Regions from separate parts of the Homo sapiens genome. Here regions 2 and 3 are each linked to region 1. Evidence: chromatin loops called from intact Hi-C (ENCODE). Cell type or tissue: IMR-90. All regions are shown on one strand.

Region 1 (8,000 bases):
CAGCAGAGCTGTCCACCTCATGCTCAGTTGACTCCAGACACATAAGTGAGAACAACTAAGACCAGGAGAACTTCCCAGCTCACCAGCTTGTGGATAATAATAAATGCTTATTGTTTTAGGCCCCTGAGTTTTGTGGTGGAATTTGTTATACAGCAATAGCTAACTGATACAACAAATTCATGGACTTAGGATTTTCTTCCACAAAGTGAACACACCCATTTAACCAGCACTCAGATCAATACCAGCACTCCATAAGACCTCTACCTGCCACCTTCCAATCACTAGCCATCCTGTCCCCTACCCAAGATAGCATATTTTCTAACTCTTCATATACACTGAATAATAATGTATATACTTTTTTGTGTCTGGCTCTTTTTATTTATTTATTTTTTTGAGACACAGTCTTGCTCTGTTGCCCAGGCTGGAGTGCAGTGGTGTGATCTCGGCTCACTGTAAACTCCACCTCCCTGGCTGAAGCAATTCTCATGCCTCAGCCTCCCCAGTAGCTGGGAACTACAGGCGTGTGCCCCCACGCCCAGCTAATTTTTGTATTTTTAGTATAGACAGGGTTTTATCATGTTGGCCAGGCTGGTCTCGAACTCCTGGCCTCAAGTGATTCACCAGCCTCAGCCTCCCAAAGTAAGCAACATATTTTTAAGTGAAAAATTGTAGGCTCCCCCAAATTTTATACAGTATAGGTTCAGTATGGTCCTTTAACTTACATTATCATATTTCAATATGATACTCCATATGATACCATTTTTATGAAGTTAAAACAACTAAGATAAAAAAATAAAGTGTTATAGGAATACATATGCATGATATATATGCACATGTATATCTATAACCATGTAAATATAAAAAACAGGAATATATACATGCACACGTTTCAGATTCATTGTTACCTTGAAGGGCAGAGGGTGGAGAATGAAAGGCCAGGGTACCAGAGGGGGAGAAACCAGTATTGTAGTTTTTGTGGTGTATATGGGTGTGTATTATATTATAAATACAGTAATATGGTCTTGCATGGACCAATGAGAAGGAGGTTGTTCATCCAATTTTCAAAATGTGTGTGTAGAGCTACCTAAATAAAGTAGGAGAACAGAAGGGAAGAAAGGGTTCTAAAAAATAACCAGTCTGTGGCAAATTTTACATCTGAGAAGACCAAAAAGACTGAAGACCACAAAATTTAAGTGACTTGGCCAGAAGTCATTCAGATATTCTTATGACATGAATTTGATATGAAGAAAATACATTTTAAAGGTAGTTTTCCCCCCTTATGGTTTATGGTTGAAGCAGATTCTATTTTCTTACAAATGCTGTGTTCTGATATTTAAAATGTTGTCTGGCATCATTAGGTCTCAATCCCTTCTTAGAACAAAATGTTCCTGCTCTCTCCCATTTGAAGAGTATTCTTTCTTCAGATGAGTTTTCTAAACTTTCCTATTAAACTTGCTGGAATGTGAATGGGGAAATTAGAAAGATTTTTGTTTTTTTGTGTGTCAGTGAGGTGATTCATCACAGCACATTTCTTAGAATTTGGAGGGAATCCTGGGTCTGGGAGTGCTGGTGACTTGGAACAGGTTCTGCTGCAGCTGGGTGAACTTGGTCTTTGTAGACTTCTCTCTCAAGTTTATCTCAAGAGGGGGATTTGACCAAAGAGTTAGAATGGAAATAATGGCATTCTTCTCCCATTTCTTATTTCTGACCTAACAGCACAACTCAAAATATACTCAGGTGTTCTTTTATCTTGTGAGATAACTCCCTAGAATTGGTGGGAGTGAGTGGGGGGGGAAGAATCTGCTCTCCCCTGCACCCCTTACCCCATTTCTGAAATGTCTGAATCTTTCTTCCTTCCAATCATATGCTCAAGAATATCAAAAAGAGAAAGATTTCCAAGTCAGTTCTACATTTTGATCACATCCCCCTATTAATCATATGTTTTTGCTACCATCTGCAACAGAGAGAAATTTTAAATTCATTGTGCATACATCGTTTAAAATTTCCCCTCTCCGTTATGTTATTTAAACTTTTCCTACATATCAATTAGTTTGAAATAATAAGTCTTTAGGCTATCCATTAATTGCTGTACTGTAGACATGATCTGTATTTAAAATTATGCAAGGAAAATTAAGCTGAAGCACGAAGGAGTCTTGGCTAACGGTGAAGGCTTCTTAGCCCTTCAGAGCAAGAACTGAGATAACGAGGACAGGAAATACACAGGAGGCTCCTTGCCGAGTTTGTCGTTCGCCAGCGTGGAGACGTGAAAACAGACTGCTCCAGCTGTGGGCTCTTCCTCGCTTTTCAGTTTTCCTTTTGAATTCTTACTGTATTTGGTCATGCCGAGGCAGAAGAAAACGATTGTCAGCCAAAGGTCCTTTTCCAGTAGAAATTTATTATAAATAGTTTAACAGCAACTTGGCTTCGTAATTAATTTCCCTACTCCCCTCCCCTTGCAAAAAACAACACATCTCCATTCTGTAATCTTGATTAAGTTTGTGGCAGGTAGAAGGGCCTGGACCCGGGAGAAGAGGAGAAAAAGGAGAGGTGTTGGGGCTGGTAGCCTTACTCATTAGTGCCTTGATTTTAGTAAACACCATGGTGTTATTGGAAGAAATATTACTTAGAATGAAGAAGAAATCACAGAACTCTCTGTTGCTTGTTCAGAGCCCCTGAGGCCTGGGACCTCTGCAAGATTCTCGGCTTCCTAATAACCAAGGCTCTAGGCAGTGCTAAAAAAAAATGCCCTCTGAGATCTGTCTGCCTGATCTAGTCCCACCCTGTTGGGTGGTAGTTTCAGCAACTGAGGACTGTGCAATTGAGTTTTGCACACTGGAAAAAGAAAGATGGAACGAGTGTTAGAAAGTGGCTCATGGGTGACATTTTTCAGATCTTCCCTACCCAGGAAAGTTTAAGTTTATGGATGTTTATTTTGCCTTTGTGAGCTCTTCCTTTTTTCCCTCTGGCTTCTTGTTTTTGCCTCATGATTAATCATTTTGACTGCAGATCTGGCAATGTCAAGCATTGTGGGGCTCCTCTTGCCCTCTAGTGGTGAAATAGTAAAGTACAGCACTCGAAATACCATATGCCCATTACGAGTAAATGGTTAGAGCTTGGGAGAACAGCGCTTCTTTGTTGAATAACGCTTTGAAGCTTACACACACAATCACATAAAATGCCTCAGCACAGGGGACTGTGGAAGGAGAAGAAAGCGTCTTATTCTGAGTGTCATCATTTAGGAGACTCACACAAAAGTAAGAGAATCTTTCTAGGGAAATGTTCTCTTTTCTTTGCTTGAACTGAAGTTGCAATTTAGAGGCAGTTACCCTTAACCCTGGCATTTTTTTTCCCCCAGTACAAGTGTTCATAGAAGCACCACATGTAATAGGCAAAAGCTGGAAACAACCTAAATGTCCATCAACAGTGGAATGGGTAAATGAAGTGTGGTGTATTCACATACTTTATAGCAATTTTTAAAAACCCGACTACAGCTATCTACAACAACAAAAAAAGAAGCCAGATGCAAAGAACTATAGACTGTATGACTGTTTATATAAAGTTGCAAAACAGAAAAACTAATCTCTGTGTTGACTGACATCAGAATAGCTGTTACTTCCGGATGGAGGTAGTACTGACTGGGTTGGAGCACGAGGGAAGTTTCTGGGGTGTTGATAATGTTCTGTATCTTGACACAAGTGGTAATTTCATAAATTCTGTAAAAATTTGTCAAGCTGCATACTTTTTATCTGGGCATTTAATTTTTTCCTGAGGCTATCTTATATGGACTAATAACCTACTTTATTTTATTTATATAACTAATTGTCATGAGCATACTATTGGATTTATTTCCTTATGTGCCCAAAGTTCCTTTGATAAATACTTTTTTTAAATTTTGTGATAAGCCATTTTTCAGAAAATTCAATATGCACATGTTTTCATATCATCTGTAAATTCATGCATTCTGTGGAAGTTGTTTTTAGAGATGCTTCCACTTTCCAGGTGGTGACACTCACCTGACCTGCCTGACACTCATGTCCCCAATGGATATGGGGGCTGCCACACTGTAAACTGACATAATGTAACTTCTGGCCACCACTCAGGGGCAGTAACAAAATCAGAGGTCACTTCATGACACCTGGAGCCAGCCAGGGGCTATTGGATGTGATCATTCTGGTATACTGTGCTTCTGTTACCTGTAGGATCTAGCATTGGTGAGGTAAGATGGTTGGTAAATATTATAAGAAAACAATAAACATTACAAACCGGGAAAGAGTTGAGAAAATTGGAGAGCAAACTATGCTTTTGGAGATTTGTGGGGGCCTCTGGCACTTTCCAATCTTAGGATGTAAAAGTGAGCCTTCTCACACTAAGCCAATTAATCCAAGAAGTGAGTGCCTCCTTATTCACTGTGTGCCCCTTGTCTGTAACTGACCCTCTACTGATGTGGCTTCTGTGGACAAAGGAAAGGTTAGAAGAGCAGATTTCCCAGGACCACAGGCCCATCTTAAGGAGGCTGGGATATGGCTAGTGGGAGTTCTGCCTTCCTCCACTTCTTGGGACAGAGGCCCTGATGTCAGTCCTGGAATATCAGGAATAAGGTAACTCAGAGTAGTTTCTGTCATTAGACTCAGACTGGATTGGACAGAATTGGTTTTGCTCAACTCTGTCCTGGAGGATTGTTTTGTGGTTGATGAAAAGGAACACTTTGTAACACAGCAATTTTCTTAGGTTCTTCAATTAGGAGTTAGAAAAATGATGGATCTTTCTTTTGGGAGACCAGCAAAAAGATATTCGCTAATGTCAGTAGGTACAATTTAGAAATGACACTTAGTAACCCCAGATGTGGCTGAAATGACAGAATAATTAGGAGGCAGAGATAAAACCTGGCAGCAGGAATGAACTGAGACAGCAGCCTATTTTGCAACTTTATATAAACAGTCATACAGTCTATAGTTCTTTGCATCTGGCTTCTTTTTTTGTTGTTGTAGATAGCTGTAGTCGGGTTTTTAAAAATTGCTATAAAGTATGTGAATACACCACACTTCATTTACCCATGCCACTGTTGATGGACATTTAGGTTGTTTCCAGTTTTTGCCTGTTACATGTGGTGCTTCTATGAACACTTGTACTGGGGGAAAAAGATGCCAGGGTTAAGGGTAACTGCCTCTAAATTGCAACTTCAGTTCAAGCAAAGAAAAGAGAACATTTCCCTAGAAAGATTCTCTTACTTTTGTGTGAGTCTCCTAAATGATGACACTCAGAATGAAAAAAAATGAAAAAAATGAAAAAAAAAAAAACCAAAAAAAGAAATGGAGATGGAAGCACAGGGCTGATGACTTCTGATGGATAGCAGCAGCTGGGGTGACTATGGCAGACATCACTAATCAATCTTAGTGGTACTTCCAGGCCATCTAGATAGCCTTGGAATCCTTATCAACAAAAAGTCCCAGGCATCTGCTACCATATGATGGAGTTGGCATGCAAAAAGTAACCCACTACCATACAGGATAAGGCACTTCGAACTGAAAGTTGAGTAGACACTCAGGGTTATTTTGCAGCCCAGTATAAATCTTCAAGCAATGACTACCTCCTAGGCTACTGTGGCCTGTTGAAGCAAGTTTATATAAGCAAACACATATATCATAAATTGCTAGGGACCTTGAATAACAGGAAATTAGCAGTTATTAAATGCAAATGACTTTAGGAGGAAGAGAGGTAAAGAAAAAGAGTGAAAAGCACTGGTGGTAGTCAGTGGTGGTATGTGAGTATAAGGTAACAAACAGTGATGGTGACTGTGGCTAAAGGGAGCACACAAGGTCATCTAATCGGGGATTCCACTCCTCAGATCCAGCTAATTGCTGCCAAGTCCATTGGAACATGGCCCCAGTGAGCCAGGTCTTTGAATATTTCAATTAAAGCAAGGAAACATTTTTAAAGGATATCTCCTTATTTTTAAAGTTGGCATCCTGTTCAACAAGAAGATGAAAGAACACTAAGAAAAAAACATTATAACAATGTGTGAGTACAATAAACCATGTTTGTGGATTATTCAGCCAGGTTACTGGTTGCGATCTCTGGCTTAAAGATTTTGGTTGGAATAGGAGCATCAGAGACAGGCTTCTGAAATAGGCTGCTGTCTCGGTTCATTCCTGCTGCTATAACATAATATCTTAGACCAGGTAATTTATAATTAATAGAAATTTATTTCTCACAGTTCTGGAGGCTGGGAATTCCAAGACCATGGCACCAGAAGATTTGGCGTCTGGTGAGGGCTCATCTCCTGCATCCAAGATGATACCTTTTTGCTGTGTCCTCACATGGCAGAAGGGCAAAAAGAGCAAAGCAGGCTCCCTCAAGCCCTTTTATAAGGGCACTATCCCCATTCATGGAGGTAAGGCCCTCATGACCTAAACCTCGTAAAGTCCTCACTTAATACTGTTTTACTAGGGATTAAATTTCAGCATGAATTTTGAAGGGACACATATATTCAAACCATAGCAACTTTATTCCTATTTTTTCGGATGTTAGAATGAAAAATCACCAGTCAACTGCCTTGGGAAGTTTAGCCTTTTATCTTTTCCTAACCCAGTAAAGGGAGCCTGGTCTGCTTTCTCAGGAATGTTTGACTCTGGATGTTCCTCTTCATCCATAATTCATGAGCACTATTGGTGCTACTACCTACATTTATACAGCGTCTTACATGCATGAACACACTGCCTGGCTCTGGAAGCACGATTAGAAAATGTTGTGCCTGTGGGTATTTTTGAGCATTTTAGTTTGCCCAAAAGCTGAAGAGTGTCTGCTCTGGCTATGACAGACATTAATATTCACAGTGGCATCTCCTTTGCTCAAGAAAAAAGAAATCTGCTGGGAGTCACACAGCTCTAAATTGAAATCTGTGCACATTTACACTTACGTGTTTTAAAGAGCTGGTTTAGAGTAGTGGTTTAGAGCACATGAGTTCTAGGGCCGGGCTGCTTCGTTCTTTTTTTTATTTTTAGACGGAGTCTTGCTCTGTCGCCAGGCTGGAGTGCAGTGGCGTGATCTCGGCTCACTGCAACCTCCGCCTCCTGGGTTCAAGCAATTCTCCTGCCTCAGCCTCCCAAGTAGCTGGGACTACAGGCCTGCACCAGCATGCCCAGCTAATTTTTGTATTTTTAGTAGATATGAGGTTTCACCATGTTGGCCAGGATGGTCTCGATCTCTTGACCTCGTGATCCGCCCACCTTGGCCTCCCAAAGTGCTGGGATTACAGGCATGAGCCATCGCGCTCAGCCCTGCTTGGTTCTTTTTTTTATATTTTCTTTTAATTTTTAATTTAATTTTATTTTATTGAGATGGAGTCTTGTTCTGTCACCCAGGCTGGAGTGCAGTGGCATGATCTCGGCTCAACGCAACCTCCACCTCCTAGATTCAAGCGATTCTCCAGCCTCAGCCTCCCACATAGCTGGGACTACAGGCGCACACCATCATGCCCTACTAATTTTTGTGTTTTTAGTAGAGATGGGGTTTTGCCATGTTGGCCAGGCTAGTCTCGAACTCCTGACCTCAGGTGATCTGCCTGCCTCGGCCTCCCAAAGTGCTGGGATTACAGGTGTGAGCCACCGCACCCGGCCCTGCTTGGTTCTTAACTCTGTCAGTGAATAGTTGTATGAGCTTGAGCCAGTGGCCAGTCTGCATCTCAGTTTCCTTACATAAAATGATAATGATGGAGCTGACATCATAGATATTGTGGATGATTACAGAAGACAGCTCAGTGCTTGGGTAGGTAGTAAGAACTCAATATCAAGATTTTGAATAATCTCTCATTAGTCAAAAAATGGGAAGCAGTGCCCACTTGAGTGTTTGGCTTCTCTTTTATTTCTACGACCACATATAACTATAGCATTTTAGCAGAAAGAGCTTTGAGAAGCAGAGGGTGCAGTCAGCCTAAATTTCCCTCTCTTGTTCTGAAAGCCTGCAGCCATTCTCTCCCAGGACAAACTGTTTACAGATTCTAA
Region 2 (8,000 bases), 540 kb before region 1:
AGGAGTTTGGGAGACTCCCATGGATGACGCTGAGAGGTTCAAGACTTCAGTGGAGGAAGTCACTGCAGAGGTGGTAGAAAGAGTAAGAGAACTAGAATTTGAAAAGGAGCCTGAACATGGGGCTGAATTGCTGCAATTTCATGATAAAACTTAAACCGATGAGGAGTTGTTTCTTGTGAATGAGCAAAGAAGGTGGTTTCTTGAGATGGAATCTACTCCAGGTAAAGATACTGTGAGCATTGTTGAAATGACAACACAGGATTTAAAATATTACATAAACCTAGTTGAGAAGGCATCACAGCAGGGTTTGAGAGGATTGGCTTCAATTTTGAAAGAAGCTCTGCTCTGGGTAAAGTGTCATCAAATGGCACTGCATGCTACAGAGAAATCTTTTGTGAAAAGAAGGGTCAATTGATGCAGCAAACTTCATTGTTGTCTTATTTTAAAAAATTACCACAGCCAACCCAATCTTTGGCAACTGCCTCCCTGATCACTCAAGGCAAGACCCTCCACAAAAAGATTTCAATATGATGCAGGTTTAGATAATTGTCAGCATTTTTAAGCAATAGGTATTTTTTAATTAAGTTACATTTTTGGACATAATGCTGTTATTGAACACTTACTAGCCTACAGTACAGTGTAAATAATTTCTGTATGCATTGGGAAACAAAAATTCTTGTGAATAATTTTTTTGCAATATTTACTTCATTGTAGTGGTCTAGAACTGAATCTGCAATATTTCCAAGGTATGCCTGTATATAAATCCAAGGCATTGTATAACCAACACAAGTCCTTGTCATTTCGTTCATCAATTCTCATGAAACATAACAAACAAATAATTCTCTAAAATCATCCCCAAACTCTCAAATGACCCATTTACAACTGAACATTATGATTGTTGCTATGTGATCAAAGTAAAAGAGAAGGTAATAGCACATACTCAAATATTTTAAGCAAGACTGCCTTCTTAAAATTATCTAGCTACACAGAGATAATTCTGGTGAGCTGGTTATTTGAAGGAATTTGAACTTGAAATTTTAATACTGGCTTTTAGTTTCTAGTTCACTTTGTGGAGACAAACCAATCATTTGCCTGAGGGTCTCTTAAATTATTTGCCTCTCTACTCTCATCATTAACAGACTCAAGTTCATGTTTTTGTCTATACAAAGGGATTACAAAATGTGCCTTATATTGCTTCCTCTGCCTACTACAGCAAGTGCTTCAGGGATTCTCTGGCTAAGAATTTCTGCTGAATAGCTGAATGGCCAATAGGAAGGGAGATGACAAGGCCATTAAAATTTAGTAGCCAGAAAAAATGGGAAGTGTTTGGCAAAATACCAAGAATACCAAAATATTACTATGAGGAATTAAAACGGCATTATTATATAAAAGGGTCTTCTGAAAGAAATTCCTGGTTTTCTTACTCATTTATTTTTGAAACAAGGCCTCAGTCTGTTGTCCAGCCTGGAGTGCAGTGGTAGGATTACATATAGCTCACTGCAGCCTTGAACCTCTGGGCTCAAGGGATCCTACTGCCTCAGCCTCCCCAGTAGCTGGGACTACAGACACAGGCCACCACGTCTGGCTAATATTTTATTTTTTGTAGACATGGGGTCTCATCTCTACGAAAATGTTGCCCAGGCTGGTCTTGAACTCCTGGGCTCAAGCAATCCTCCCACCTTGGCCTCCCCAAGTGCTGGGATTATGGGCTTGAGCCACTGTGCCCAGCCTGGTTTTCTTATTTAAAAAGTATTTTCAAAGCATGTAACTTAAAATAAAAGCAAACAGCTCACCACTTTCGATCTCCTCTTCATTATCGTCCTCTAAGATGTTTGCTGGGGAGGCAGATTCTCCAGCTTCCATCATGCTTCTCAAAGCTTCCAGCTGTTCTGTTAGCAAAAACACGCAAAGAGATGGTGACAGATGCTAGGTAACATACAAACCCTAGGCCTTGAGATCGACACTGAGGAGGACGTGAAAAGAGAGAAGAAATAGAATGTTCAGGCACCAAGGCACCATGTTTCTAAGGTTCAGCAGTGATCTCTCTCTCGCCATTTCCTGGTGGTCTCGACCTTGTAAGAAACCTGCAACAACCACCTTATATACACATGATGAAGAATTGCGGGGACATGGGTGAAATGCCCAAAATTCTGGTCACCAAGTTTGAGAGGAGGTTCAGTCCTCGTGAAGGATTTAAGGCTAGATAACAAAAGCCCATAATTTGGAGAATCTGGCACAGACCAAGGTTTACGAACAGTTATGGGGAACTGATAGAAAATAGGCAGGTTGGCAACAAAACTTCAGGAAAAAATATTTGCAACTGATTTAATGGGGATTATATCCTACTATACAAAATAAGACTAAATAATTTTTCTATAAGTCAGAAAGATAAAGGTAAACAAAATAATAAAAATGGGAAAACACATAGGGACAAACCACAAATAGTAATATGCAAAAAAGGAGTTATTGAAGACACACAAATAAAAAAACCCCTAAGGTACCAATTTTTTTCTATGAGTTGGACACACATTTAAAAATGGCCAACAGCCAGCATTAAGGATATTGGTGGGAAACAGGCACTCTCATATATGACTGGTGAAGAGTCTAAGGTGGTAGAACTTTCCTAAAAGAAAGCATAACAAACTATATCACAATATAAAATATATATACGTTTTGGCTGAATAACTCTAATTGCACCAATTGATTTCAAGGAGAGGGTTGCACAAACATACAAAATAACATTCAAGCATGTTTATAGTAGTGAAAATCCATCAACTTGGGACTCGTTACATCATGCTATAATAAATGCATACAATTCTATGTCATATATATTAAATTCTATATAGTGTTTCATACATTAGGATTAAAGTTAGTATGTAGATGTATATCCTGCTGATGTAAGTATACTTACTTGGTTAAATTTTAAAAATTTAAACTCAGTATCATTAATATGATCTCAGTCATGTTAAAAATGTGGGTATATATCTACACATGTACATTACGTACATGTGTCTATAGTATATGAATACGTGTATAATATATGTTAGTGCTGTTACTTTCTTACACTTTTCATTGTCTTGATTTTTCTATGGCATTATTGCTTTTGTAATAAAATAAACTGTCATTAACATAATTTAAAATTTTTCATTTAGAATACTTGGGGGGAAAATGAAGTGTAATCATGCCAATATTTGATACCATTAATTCACTGAACTAGGATATACTCTGAAAGAAAATATTTTCAAGGAAATCATCCTGGGAGAATAAAAGGAAACATGTTTATATAAAATCATTTGTCTCTAGATCTCTCTATTCACATATACACAGTCACACACTCATATGTACCTAGTATCCCTAGATAGGTATAGAGCACGGGGCAAACTGAAAAGGGAAACTTATGAGGACTTTAGAGTGTATAAAATTATAAAATGCTGGTTCCTTATATCTTGAGAAATTCTAAAATGCTTCTACTTTCCTCTCAATTTTCCTTGGGCCCTCTCCAAATTCTGGCATTTGAATATATAGATATGCTTTTCCTACTGCATGAATTAATTGATATGGAAATTAAATTTAAATGGAAATGTGGCAATCTTGCTCTGAAAAGTACCTGTAACATCACCCCTACACCCTTCCCCCAAAAATCAGTGGTTTTAAAATAAATTGAATTCTCAACAGCTGAAATGTCCACACATGTTATGTATGCTTCCATTATAAATGTGTGTGTTTCACTTACTTTTTTCAACTTCAGGTTTCAGCCGCTTGTTTTTTATGAGTATTTTTCTTTTGAGGTCATTGGGGGATGGCAAAGCCCTGCCTGGTTCAAGCTAGAGAGAAACAGAAAGAGCTGAATTAAGGAAGGGCTGTGCTTCTCCATTCTCCTTCCCAGTCCAGGAGGAGCCTGGGAGGCCTGGGAGTGATGCAACCCAACACCCACTAGATGGCAGGCGGCACAGCCTTCTGTTTTCACTCCCCAACCCAAATTAGCACACCCATTGAGCTTTTCCTTAGACTAGTGCTGCAAACTTGAAATCCACATAGTTTCCAGAGGTGTGCAGAGCTGCTCCAACCTCCCCAGTGGAGCAGGGGTCTGGCCTGGGATGTGCCGGGGAGGGGTTCCTGCTCCCCAGAGGGCCTTGCACCTTTTAAGTATCTGGTAAAGTGCAAGGGACAATTGTGATGGCTGGGTTCAGAATTAGCTTTCCCAAGTGAGAGGCCCCCCAGATCCCCCCAAGTGTCAGGCTGTATAGTAAGCCTGTCTGCTGAGTAGGCTGACCCAACCCTCAACACTTGAGATTGTGGTTTTGTGGTTTTGTAGGTTTGATAAGGGAATCAAGAAGGGAGTTGTTCCAATTCCTGGAATCTGAACTTGACTACAGCATCATTTGCTTAGATTTATATCTGCAAAGGAGGTGCCCCTGTATGCTATCACCTCTGGTCTACAGAACCGTCCTGTATCTAGTCTTCCATTCCCCATTCCTCCACCCATCTCTCTATATGCCCACCCACCCACCCCTCCACCCATCCATTCATTTTCAAAACTTGCTTTTATACTACTTATTATATGTAAGGCACTGTGCACTCATATGTCTGTCTTGCCTCAAATAAAACCCTTTGTTGAAATGCTGTTTCCTTCCAGCAGCGTGGTATAACTGGCCCATTCCCCAGTGATCTCTCTTGTACCAGGACACCTCCAACAAATAAAGCACCATACGCCATCTTCTTTTCTAGTTATGTGTTCACATTTGTGTCCTGCTCCCACTCCCAAGGTTGAAAGCTCTTTAGCTTTTGGAGCAGGTCTTATTCCCATTTATATTACCCATGCTTCCCCAGACACCTGTCCTGTATTCAAAGGAGAATAGGGTCTTGAGGCAGGGAATATAAGGCCTATTCATGCTGACTTCCTAGAACTAAATCAAATGGAAACACTTCAGCTATGACAGGAAATATCCTCTCCATTTACAAAGGATGTACACCAAGTAAATGACTTTATAACTTTACTTCATCCTATTCATTTACATAGACCGGACACCAAGTAACCAATGGAAACCTCTAGAGGGTATTTAAACCCCAGAAAATTCTGTAACAGGGCTCTTGAGCCCCTCTGCTCAGGCTGCTCCCACCCTGTGGAGTGTACTTTCATTTTCAATAAATCTCTGCTTTTGTTGCTTCATTCTTCCCTTGCTTTGTTTGTGCATTTTGTCCGATTCTTTGTTCAAGATGCCAAGAACCTGGACACCCTTCAGCTGGTAAAAGTATGTGCACATCACTTCACTAAGAATACAGTGAACTTTCCACAAAAGCAATCACCTTAACCTAATCAGAAAGATAAATGGAGGGCCTAGGTAAAAACAAATAAAATAAATCAGAGCTGTTTCTTAGTTTGGGTTCCCTTAAAATCAGCCTCAGAGAAAAGTAGTATTGCACCAGGTCGTCTACTTGGAAGGAAACTCCAACAGAGGTGTGGGAAAGTGAGAAAAAGAAGACAGGCAGCTCATCAAGGGTGTGTTATCACTGCAGCCAGCTGGAGCACGATCCTGCTGGGAAACCCTGGAAGGCAGAGAAGAGCAGGTGCTCAGGGTTATCCCACCTCGGGAGGGATGAAGCATGGGATAGGGGTGATAATTCCCTGGCACTGCTGGTCTTTCATGTGTGGCAGAGCAGGCTCCAGTGACCAGAGCTCACTCTCAGGCAAAAAGCTGTGGATGTTGGCAGTGGAAAGTCAGGCCAGTGTTCAGGGAAACAGGAGGCACTGCAAGGATATGGGCAGGTCACCTGCAGCAACTGCTTCTGCAAGTTCGAGGGAAGAAGGAAGGGGGACAAAGGATACAGATATCCTTGTCTCTCATATTTTTTTTCAGTTCCCATAGACACACTTCTGAAAAGAACCTCATAAAGTGTTTACATGTAGCACAAAGCACCTTCCTGCTGTCATTTGCTGTGATGTTCTTCTGCCACTACCTCATGCTACCAGGTTTGAGCCCATCAGGTGCTGCTGTCAATAGCAGGTCTTTCCACTTTGATTTCATTAGCTGCCTTGGAGCTCATAACATCTTGTGATTGTGGATCTTAATCTCTTGGAGGTCATGGATCCTTATAAAAATGTGATTAACTCTCTAGAATGAGTATATACAAAAAAATTGCATGCAATTAGAATGAATTCACAGATCTCATAAAGCCTATCTATGGAGCACAGGTTAATGTTCTTTGCTTTATGAAGAAATTAGCAGGTTTAACATGAAGTTCAAAAATGTATGTGCAACATTACTCAGTGATTTATTTTGGAGTTAGGAACATGAACTTCAGGATGTCGTGACATCAATCCAGGGCACTTTCCACAGCATGAGCCTCCCATGGGTTCTGAATACCGGGTGCATATACAGTTCACCTGGAGGGCTTTTAAAACACCATGCTCAGGGCTGACCCTGCATCAATTAAATCAGTCTCCAAGTGGGGCCCTGGCACAGGTGTTTTTAACAGTTTTGTAGGTGATTCTAACATGTAACTGAATTTGAGAACAACTGACCTGAATCTGGACTCTTGGCCTGGGTGCTTTATGAAACTTTAAGACTGAGATCTGAAAACCATAAGACCCAAAGATCCTCCAAATGAAATTGAACCAGATGTTTATTTTGTGTCTCTTTACATCCCTCTGAAGCATGATGTAAGCTTTCCGTACCAAAGAATTTAAATAAATATGAAGATCTTTAGCATTAGTCCTCTAGTACTACTTGACCCTTCAGAAATTTTCAAAACAAATCCATTCATGCTAGAAATATGGTTTGTTAAAAATACATACTGGATGTGATTCAAGTGCTTGTTTCAACAGGAGATCCCCAAATAGATCTTCGCAATATTTGGACATCTTGTACTGTTGATATTTGCTGGAGAGAAAAAAGTGGCATTTGTAAATTCAAACACCCATTAACCGTCCAAGAATAAGAAACACCCATTACTAGGCAATTAAAGATTCTCACTTGGCAAAATGCATTATTGTCCTCTTAATGCTAATGTGAGATGTATCAAAAACTTTAACTGGTATAATTTTAAAAGAAGGAGAAGGAGATTCTGTTCCAAAACTAAGAGCTGGAAAGAAGAATAAAAAATGTCTTTCAAGTTCATCAAATCTGATTTCAAATATACTGTCAAATCTTCCAGCTCAATGGAACTTTAAGTAAGGTGTCCCAATCTCTGAACTTTTATTTGGAACAAGTATTTCTGAAACACATTAAAATGATTTGGTTTGGGGGGACAAGGGTGGTTTTTTGTCGTTTTTTCCTTTTTTTGTTGTTTTTTGCTTTGCATAAGAGTAGGTGCCCTTGCTGGAGAATTATTTGAACTTAGTACTTCACAAAACAAACTATTCAGCTATTTAAAAAGTTGTAGAGCAGGAGTGGGCATTAGGGGTTAGGAAACAATACCACATAGAGACTTGTGGCAGAATGGATCATTATACCTGCAGTGATTTTCAAAGGAGAGAATTACAGGATATTCTGATGTGACAAATGCAGTTTCCTTGATGGCTTGAATTACATCCTTTAAAAACAAAAAAAAACGTTAATGAGAGAAAAGAGCAAAAAAATTAAGGCACCCAAAACTATTCAGAGACTATTAATTGAGTCTTTCAGAAAGTCAATTCCAGCAATTCAGACCTGGAGCCCCCATCTACCTTGACACCTCTAAAGGTTGAGTTCCCTGTGGTTATAGCCAGGGTGCAGTTAATGGTTAATGACAATTTTTTAAGCTATCTTTTACTTCTCCAGAATTATGGTGCTATTAACTTACAAGAGATTTCACCTAAATGGCATGCCAGTCTGTGGCTTGTTAATCTGCCAGGCCAGGAGTTCAGAGTCCACCTTTCTTCTTGAGGAGCAGGTGATCTCTGGCACAGAGGTTTTCACTCCCGACCACTGTATGACTCCTCCCCACCTCATGCAGAAAAGTGTGGGTAGTAACCTCAGGACTGCTGGAGGCTTTCACTGACTTTCCTCTGTGTTTGGAAA
Region 3 (8,000 bases), 510 kb before region 1:
GAACACCAGCTTCATAAAGGGATCTGGGCAGGATGTTGTTAGATCTCATGTCAGATAGAGATATTTGTGTCACTCAGGTATAAGCAAGCCTTCTAAAAGTTTTTGACCCTTTAGGACTATCAGTGCCTGAAGTCATAACATCAGAATATCCACTGGGTTTCTCTTTAAAAACACATGCCAGGGCAACTGCAGAGGAAAAGAAGAAGCAGCTGCACAACACATAGAAATAGATAAGACTAAATAACTTTCCTCCACTAAAAGGGTGAAAGAAAATTGGAGGGATACCATAACAAGATAAGTAGTATTGAATAAAGAATACTTTCCAATTTCATCTGCATGGTAATTTTGATTCACAGATGAGGACAGTGAGGCACAAGTGTAAGAATTTGCCATGGTGAAGCCGGGATTTATAGCCTAGAGACCACACCTGTAAGCACCTGCCACAATGACCAGAAGATAAGACATGACAGTACCTTTAGGACTAACCTCTTGGCCCATTGCCAAGTGAGTATGATGAATCACACTCTTGGTGCTGGGGCATAATTTTGAGAGATACAGGCTTATCCCTGCAATTTCTCAACATGGTTCCCCTTGGCACCTCACAACTGCCTGCCAATGGCCCTGTGAAGGCAGATGGCCCCCACCTTCACGGATCACTGCTTTTCAAACTGGCTGACATTTGACTTTGGCTAGGATTCCTTTGTGGGTGATTTTCATGTCACCTTGAAAGGTTAACTTGGGTAGGGTTTAAATCTACCACTGTAGTACTCCTCTGGATTTCAGATACTGTAAGCTGGAGTAATTCCTTCTTTCATGGAAAAAATAAATTTGGAAATCACCATTGGATCCTTGATCAAATCTTTAAATAACTGAATCCTACAGAAAAAAATTCAGAGGTAACTTTGGATCCCTGACGGTGTGCTAAACAAGGAGCACTGCACTTGGGGCTGAGGCTTCTTTTTCAGGTGCATTGGCAAGTGCGTCTCTTGGTCACACTCCTCATTTCTCAGTTTTATGCAGCAGAGGATAGAATTACCCCAGCACTCAGCGATGGCTCCAGACATGCAGAGCTGTCTATCAGAAAACTCAATCTGGGGACACAAAAGCCAGTACCCACAACTGACAGCATACAGAGTGACTGAGGTTCCAGTGTCCTTTGACCATCAACTATTCTTTTCATATAGGTTTTGGGCTATGGGTTTATCATGCATGCCTTTCTACGTGGTATGAAGAGTACAGGTGTGTGTTGGTCAACTCCAAGGTCAGGAGCATGGAGGGAAAGGCAAGCAGGAATTTGGAGGAAGGAACCACCTAGCCTTCATCTCTTCATCTGACCATTTGTTTGATAACTGCCAAGAAAAACGAGTAATGCAAACAACACTCACTGTTTCTTGAGGCATGTCATTGGACTGACGTTGTTGGCCCTGAAGTTGTGTATGATTGATCTCAGGCCTTCTACCCATTGCTGAAAGAGAAAGAAAAAATATTCTTGGTGAGCAAATCTGCTGGAGTCAAATAGAGCAGTTTTTATTAGATAGATTGTATCCATTTTGTGTAATAAAAACACAAACTCTTCTTTTGTCCCTTTCCTGTCACACAGCCATCTATATTTTGCAGGCTCATATTTTATTCTTTAATAAACAGCTTTCATTCTTTCCATGAAGACAAATGTGCCATCTATTGTGCCATTAAACTCTGGGCTGCCACAAAGGAATGTTGCCCACTGACTGACTTGTGAAGCTTTCTATTTGCAGCTTGTTTAAATATAAGCCCTTTTTCAGTTGCTGGCAATCTTAATTATTTCCAACCAGCATTATAAAATACATGACATATTTAACTATTTTCACTTTAGAGGATAAATGAATAGGGGTTCATCAATTTTATTGTGTGATCCTTTCAATCTAAGAGTTTGTTACTTATCTTACCTATGTTTTCCAGCAAAGCCTTAAAAAGAAAAACATTCTTTCATTGCCAGGGTGATCAGAGCAAACAGCGATGTGCTCACATAATTTCTGTATAAGGACTTGGACCTCACTTGTAGTTCATACCATCACTCCACTGTTTTACAAGGACAAGTGAAGGGAAATTGTGCATGGCAGTAGAGGAATTTGGGTCTCTAAAAGGGCATTTACTAGAAAAGCTCAGCCCATGAATTAAGGCCAACTCTGCCCTTGGGTCCAAAAACTGATGCCAATGAATGCCATAGAAGAATCATACCCTCGGCAAAACACTTCGTAGCAAATTGACATTTGGGTTAAATAGAACGGTGGCCCACACATAAGCTGATTCCTTACCTTCTTAGGTTTACAGCCTGACTGCTTAGATTTGCGGCTTAGTGCTGAGGAAGGAAAAATATCTTGGAATAGATAGTAATATAGACGTATACTCTATATGCACTGTCTAGTATGGTATCCACTAGACACATATGGCTATTTAAATTTAATAAATATAAAGTTCAGTGTCTCATTTGCACTAATCACATTTTACATGCTTAAACATCAACATGGGGTTGATGGCTCAGACAGTGCAGATAATTTCCATCATCACAGATGGGACTGTTGGACAGCACTGCCCAGTAGAACCAGGTTTTAAAAAGTCAAGCAATTTAATCTCTGTAAGGGCAAAGGTGATGACTGCGTTCTAACAGAGTATGGTTTTGTTTTGTTTTTTGCTGTTTAACCTTTCTTTTAATTTTAATTGTGTTAAAAATGGACATAACATAACATTTATCACCTTCACCATTTTTAAATGAAAAATTCAGTGGCAGTAAGTACATTCATGTTGTTATGCAACCAACATAACCAGCCATCTCCAGAACTCTTTTCATCTTGCAAAACTGAAACTCCATATCCATTAAATAACTCCCCATCTCCCCCTCCTCCCAGCCATTGATAAATATTAATACCATTCTCCTTTCTGTCTCTGTGATTCTGACTATGCTAGGTGCCTCATATAAATGGAACCATACAGAATTTGTCATTTTGTGACTGGCTTTCTTCACTTAGCATAAAGTCCTCAAAGTTCATCCATGCTCTACCATGTGTCGGAATTTCTTCCCTTTTAAAGGCTGAATAATACACTCATCCATTCACCTCTGATGGACTCCCTGTCCATTGTGAATTGCATGTCTGCTATGAATATTGATACACAAATAAGTTACTGCTTTCAATTCTTATTTATGGATAAATAACCAGATGTGGAACTTCTGGATCATATAGTAATTCTATTTTTTAATTTTTAAAGGAAATACCATACTGTTTTTCATCGTGGCCATACCATTTTTCCCCCACCAACAAAGGACTGCAAATGCAACAAGGGAACCCTTTTGCTCAGGGTTCTAATTTGTCTACATCCTCAACAACACTTGATATTTTCTGGGTTTTTTTGTTTGTTTGTTTCTTTTTTTAAGTAGTAGCCAAACTAATGGATGTGAATCTAACAGTTTTTGCTGATCCTGGTCACACCTAACAGTTTTCTGAGGGAAGACTTAGGGGTTATAAGAGGTAAATTTTCTTTTGTGACTAGCAAAAGCAGAGCTGTAAATAGCATCGAAAGCCTCAGCAAGCATCATAGTGGGGTCAGGATTCTGAAGGAAGATGAAGAAATGAAATAGTAGAATTAAAGAAATGCCTCAATTATTTTTCATCAGCAGAACTCACTTCCTCTGTCAGGCTAAATATGGACTATAACTCCCTGCAGACTATCAAATATCCTGTTATTGACCTAACAAACCACAGGCCCACACAGAGTTTCCCAAGAATAGACAGAAAAAGCACAAATAATTGGGTTGGCATTAACTGGGATGCATTTTCTCAACCTGCAGGCTTACTACATGTTCTAAAACACAAAACAAAGTCCATAGTTTCCTAGACAAAAAAAAAAAAAGTGGACAATTTCTGAGACTGTTCACTGGGCTTTTTCTGATCATTCTAATTTAGTTGTTTGTCGAAATAAATTACAGAGATGGTGCACTTTGAAGAGGCTTAAATAACTTTCATTCATCTTTTGAACATACAACGCTGGCAAGGAATCTTGTTTATTGTGATGGAAAGGTCAGTGAGAGTGACCTTTAAGGCCATCACTCCAGTGACAGGGCCCATGCTTTAGTTAGTAGGAAATGCCACCAGCATCCTCAGAAGCCCTAAAGGGAACTGGGAGGGAAGGTTGCTGCCTCTTTCTTCTTGCAATGATGAAAGTGAGGTCAATGGCCTTGCCTAAGGTCACAGAGCAGCTGGTGCAGGGCAGACAGGCAACAAGAGCTCTGTGGTACATTCTTCGTGTTGGGGATTTTTATTTTCACCCAATGGCTTGCCCACACTTCTCTCCTCACGACATGGTAAAGGCCCCTTCTATTATCGTTCAGGTAAAGTACAAGTAACATAACAAGGGCAAAGGACTGCAGGAAAAATATTAATGATTCTTTGTCTTGTTGGGGTTTTTTTAACATAAAGTAGATGAAATGCCAGCAGGTGTCAGTAGAGCCCTGGAGTTTTGTTGGAAAGTTACGCCAGGCGTGAACTAGATGCCTATCAACTTGTTTGACCATTTCCAGACTAACAGAAGCAATAAACCACGAATTGGATTCTTTCTTGAATTGCTGAAAATAAGCTCGTGTGGTAATCATCTACATAGTGTCCAGGAAGCGCATTTTCCAGTCCTTGGAACACAAGTCATTGGCTGGATGGCGACACGCTCCTGAGATGACTTCTGCCACACGGGGCACTTTCCTTCTGGTCCGGCCACCCCAAGCCGAAGCCTGAGCCTGGGTGCTAGGGAACCAGACCACAGGAGGTCGGCTCTGATGTTCGGATCAGCACGGTTTCCCTGTTTCCCTAGCAGCTTGTTAATTGCTACTGTTCTCCCATTTTTTTAACCTTTTCTAACCATTCCTAAGTTAACTTAAAGTGTGTTTCAGCCCTTCTAAGAAGAAGGGGGAAAGAAAGACTCTTCAAGGGACTTGAGGGCTTGTGCTGAATTGTTTGGAGGGCAAGGAGAGAAAGAGAAGCTGCCTCTAATTCTCTCCTGGAGCTTTTGACCTCTCCTCTGGGACTCCTTAAATTTATTTTCACCACCCCAGGCCCTGTCCAACTTCCAGGCATATGTTTAGACCTTGCTCTTACCCATCTATCACCTTTGCCCCGGGAACATTAGGACTGACATAGACAAAAATAATCCCTTTCCCATGAAAATACAAACGTAGAGAGACACAGATACAACAAACACAAACCAAAAATACTATGAACTTACACTGAGCATATATTTTACTTTTTTCTTTTAAAAATATTGGTTAGGGTTTTTCCCCCAGTTTATGAAAACAATATTTAAATATGCTTCATAGGAAAGTGTAAAGCAAAGAAATACACAGTAAGAAGTAAACATCACCCCAAATCTCATGACGTATATTAAGAATTGGCCACCAATAACATTTTGCTTTCGGTATTTCCTTTTTTTGTTGTTTTTTTGAGATGGAGTCTTGCTCTGTCGCCCAGGTTGGAGTGCAGTGGTGGGATCTCGGTTCACTGCAACCTCTACCTCCCAGGTTCAAGCGATTCTCCTTCCTCAGCCTCATGAGTAGATGGGATTGTGGGTGCCCACCACCACTCTCGGCTAATTTTTTTTTTGTACTCTTAGTAGAGAGGGGGTTTGACCATGTCGGCCAGGGTGTGTTGAACTCCTGACCTCAGATGATCTGTCCGCCTTGGCCTCCCAAAGTGCTGGAACTACAGGCGTGAGCCACCGTGCTCAGTCTGCTATTGGCATTTCTAAGCTTTCACTAGGCACAGGCTGGCCCGTCATCCTAAAATAACTAGTCCTATTATTCATCAGGCAGCACTACTTCCAATCTTAGGGTTCCAATCTTATCTCTAGGTTTTGATCCTGAAGAATTATTTTTCGTCTTTAGTCAAAGAAGCATATTGTCAATGGAAAAATGAACAGAGACCCTGTGGCACTCTCCAAGTTTGTGATGTAATTTTCTCCAAAGGGACTCAGTAGCATCCTCCTTCATCTTTTGATGTTTGGCTCTCTGTTTTCACAGAAGAGGCTACTAGTGAAGGTATCTTAATTAAGTTGTTCAAAAGTTAACTAGAGGCTTGTTATTAAAATGTAGTCTGGGGACCAGCAGCATCAGGATCACCTGGGAACTTGTTAAAATGCAAATTATCAGGCCTCCGGCTGAATCAATCTTCAGGATGGGAAATAGGAATCCACGTTTTAATCAGCCTTCCCTGTGATTCTTTTGCACACACACATTTAAGAAGCACTGTTGCAAACCCTTACTACTCAAAGGGCCCCAAGACCAACAGCATCAACATCATCTGGGAGCTTGTTAGGAATGCAGAGTCCCAGGTCTCATCCCAGAACCATGGAATCAGAATCTGCATTTTAGCATGATCCCCAGATGACTGGTGTGCACATTAGAATTTGAGAATCATAGGTCTAAAAGAGCAGCCCCCCTCAACTTGGAGTTCTCCTTCCACTGCCCATATAAGATGTGAGTTTGGTTTTTGTCTTTGTTTGACACACAACAAAATACAATATATGGGTAGCTTATAAGCAACAGAAATTTATTTCTCACAGTTCTGGGGGCTGGAGAATCCAAGATCAAGGCGCCAACAGATTCAGTGGCAGCTTTCTAGTTCATAGGTAGTGCCTTCTAGCTATGTCCTCATGCAGTGGAAAGGGCAAGGGGGCTATCTGGTACCTTTTTAAAATAAGGACACTAATCCTCTTCCTGAGGGCTCCACACTCATGACCTAATCACCTCCCAAAGGCCCCATCCTCTAATGCCATCACCTTAGAGGGTAGGATTTCAGTTTATTAATTTTGGTGGGACACAAGCATTCAGGACACAGCAGTTTCCTAAGGGAGCTGCTGTTTCTGAGAGTGACTACACACAGGATATTCTATCTCATAGTGATAGCCCTGGGAAGAGCCCCATGGTTCTAGACCCACTCTTGGTTTTTGTCATGTCCCACCCCACCTGGGCTGAACAAATGTGTTCACTAGAATGGAAACTCTGACCTTTTTAGGGGATTGAAGTTCACATTTCTTGTATGTGGAAGCAAGAGGATGCAAGATGCTATAGGCAGCAGCTTTCATCTTCCCTATATCTGAGCTGTGAGAATAATCAATGACGGGGCCATCTGAAATATTTAAAACATGGGAACTTCTTGGTATCGACAACTCACAAATCTAGATCAATTAATTTTGTTGTTTTCTTGTTTTACTTTTCTATTTGTTTTGAGACAGGGTTTTGTTCTGTTGCCCAGGCTGGAGTGCAGTGGCCACAATCAAGGCTCACTGCTGCCTTGACCTCCCTGGGTCCAGATGATTTTCCCACCTCAGCCTCCCAGAAGCTGAGACCACAAGTGTGAGCCACCACACCCAGCCAATTTTGGTATTTTTTGCAGAGATGGGGTCTGGCCATGTTGCCCAGGTTGGTCTCAAACTCCTGGGCTCAAGCTATGTATCTGCTTCGGCCTCCTAAAGTGCTGGGATTACAGGCATGAGCCACTGCACCTGGCCCATTTTTGTTTAAGTGAATGGAGATAAGAAAAAGTTGGCATTTTTCAAGTAGCTACTTTCAAGGTGCCTAAATTGCTCTATCCATCAGTTTTAATCTGCTCAAATAATATGTCAGGAATGTATATAATTTGAAATATAGTTTTTGACTCCTTGGCACTGTGAATTCTGTTAAGACCTAAAGGGCATTCAAGAGAAATAAGACACATTTCCATGCACTTGGAGCAAACTATGAAGCTTTTCAAATAAAGATTGCCACAGGATCTAATCTTGTCTAAGATAGAATTCCTTATAAGGTGCTTAGATGTAAAACTGCAACATTTCACAAATCTACAGATGAAGGCTATTCAGTGCAGGAACTACACCTTCATCTTAAGCTAGAAATTTAGTTTCATGAAGGCATTTGAGTTTTAGCTTGCCATGAAATATAGCCAGTGCCTCAGATTCTAAAATAAATAGGGACTGTAGATAAATCA

Evidence for each region. Peaks named below come from ENCODE experiments on the same cell type or tissue, not always from the same donor. Only the 100,000 strongest peaks of a DNase experiment are listed, where the experiment ranks them.
Region 2: it touches region 1 in a loop (11-fold over the local background); 19 of 110 quality-filtered maps call a loop at or near these places.
Region 3: it touches region 1 in a loop (6-fold over the local background); 79 of 110 quality-filtered maps call a loop at or near these places.

Annotation. Positions count from the first base shown.
Region 1 is chr20:8,849,010-8,857,009 of GRCh38, reverse strand. All of the region lies in intron 31 of PLCB1 (phospholipase C beta 1), which reads right to left. Among named protein-coding and RNA genes, the nearest start is that of RNU105B, 22 kb to the right of the region's middle. In IMR-90, a CTCF peak has its summit at 3,049 (motif pointing left); DNase peaks (open chromatin) are centred at 1,549, 2,259 and 3,049; H3K4me3 peaks cover 657 bases; H3K27ac peaks cover 1,171 bases.
Region 2 is chr20:9,389,412-9,397,411 of GRCh38, reverse strand. It overlaps PLCB4 (phospholipase C beta 4), which reads right to left. Exons shown (of 40, transcript NM_001377142.1): 16 at 7,454-7,533; 17 at 6,797-6,881; 18 at 3,734-3,824; 19 at 1,794-1,889. Among named protein-coding and RNA genes, the nearest start is that of LAMP5, 120 kb to the left of the region's middle. In IMR-90, a CTCF peak has its summit at 3,934 (motif pointing right); a DNase peak (open chromatin) is centred at 3,941.
Region 3 is chr20:9,356,361-9,364,360 of GRCh38, reverse strand. PLCB4 (phospholipase C beta 4) reads right to left here. Exons shown (of 40, transcript NM_001377142.1): 8 at 1,386-1,465. Among named protein-coding and RNA genes, the nearest start is that of LAMP5, 150 kb to the left of the region's middle. In IMR-90, a CTCF peak has its summit at 4,481 (motif pointing right); a DNase peak (open chromatin) is centred at 4,490.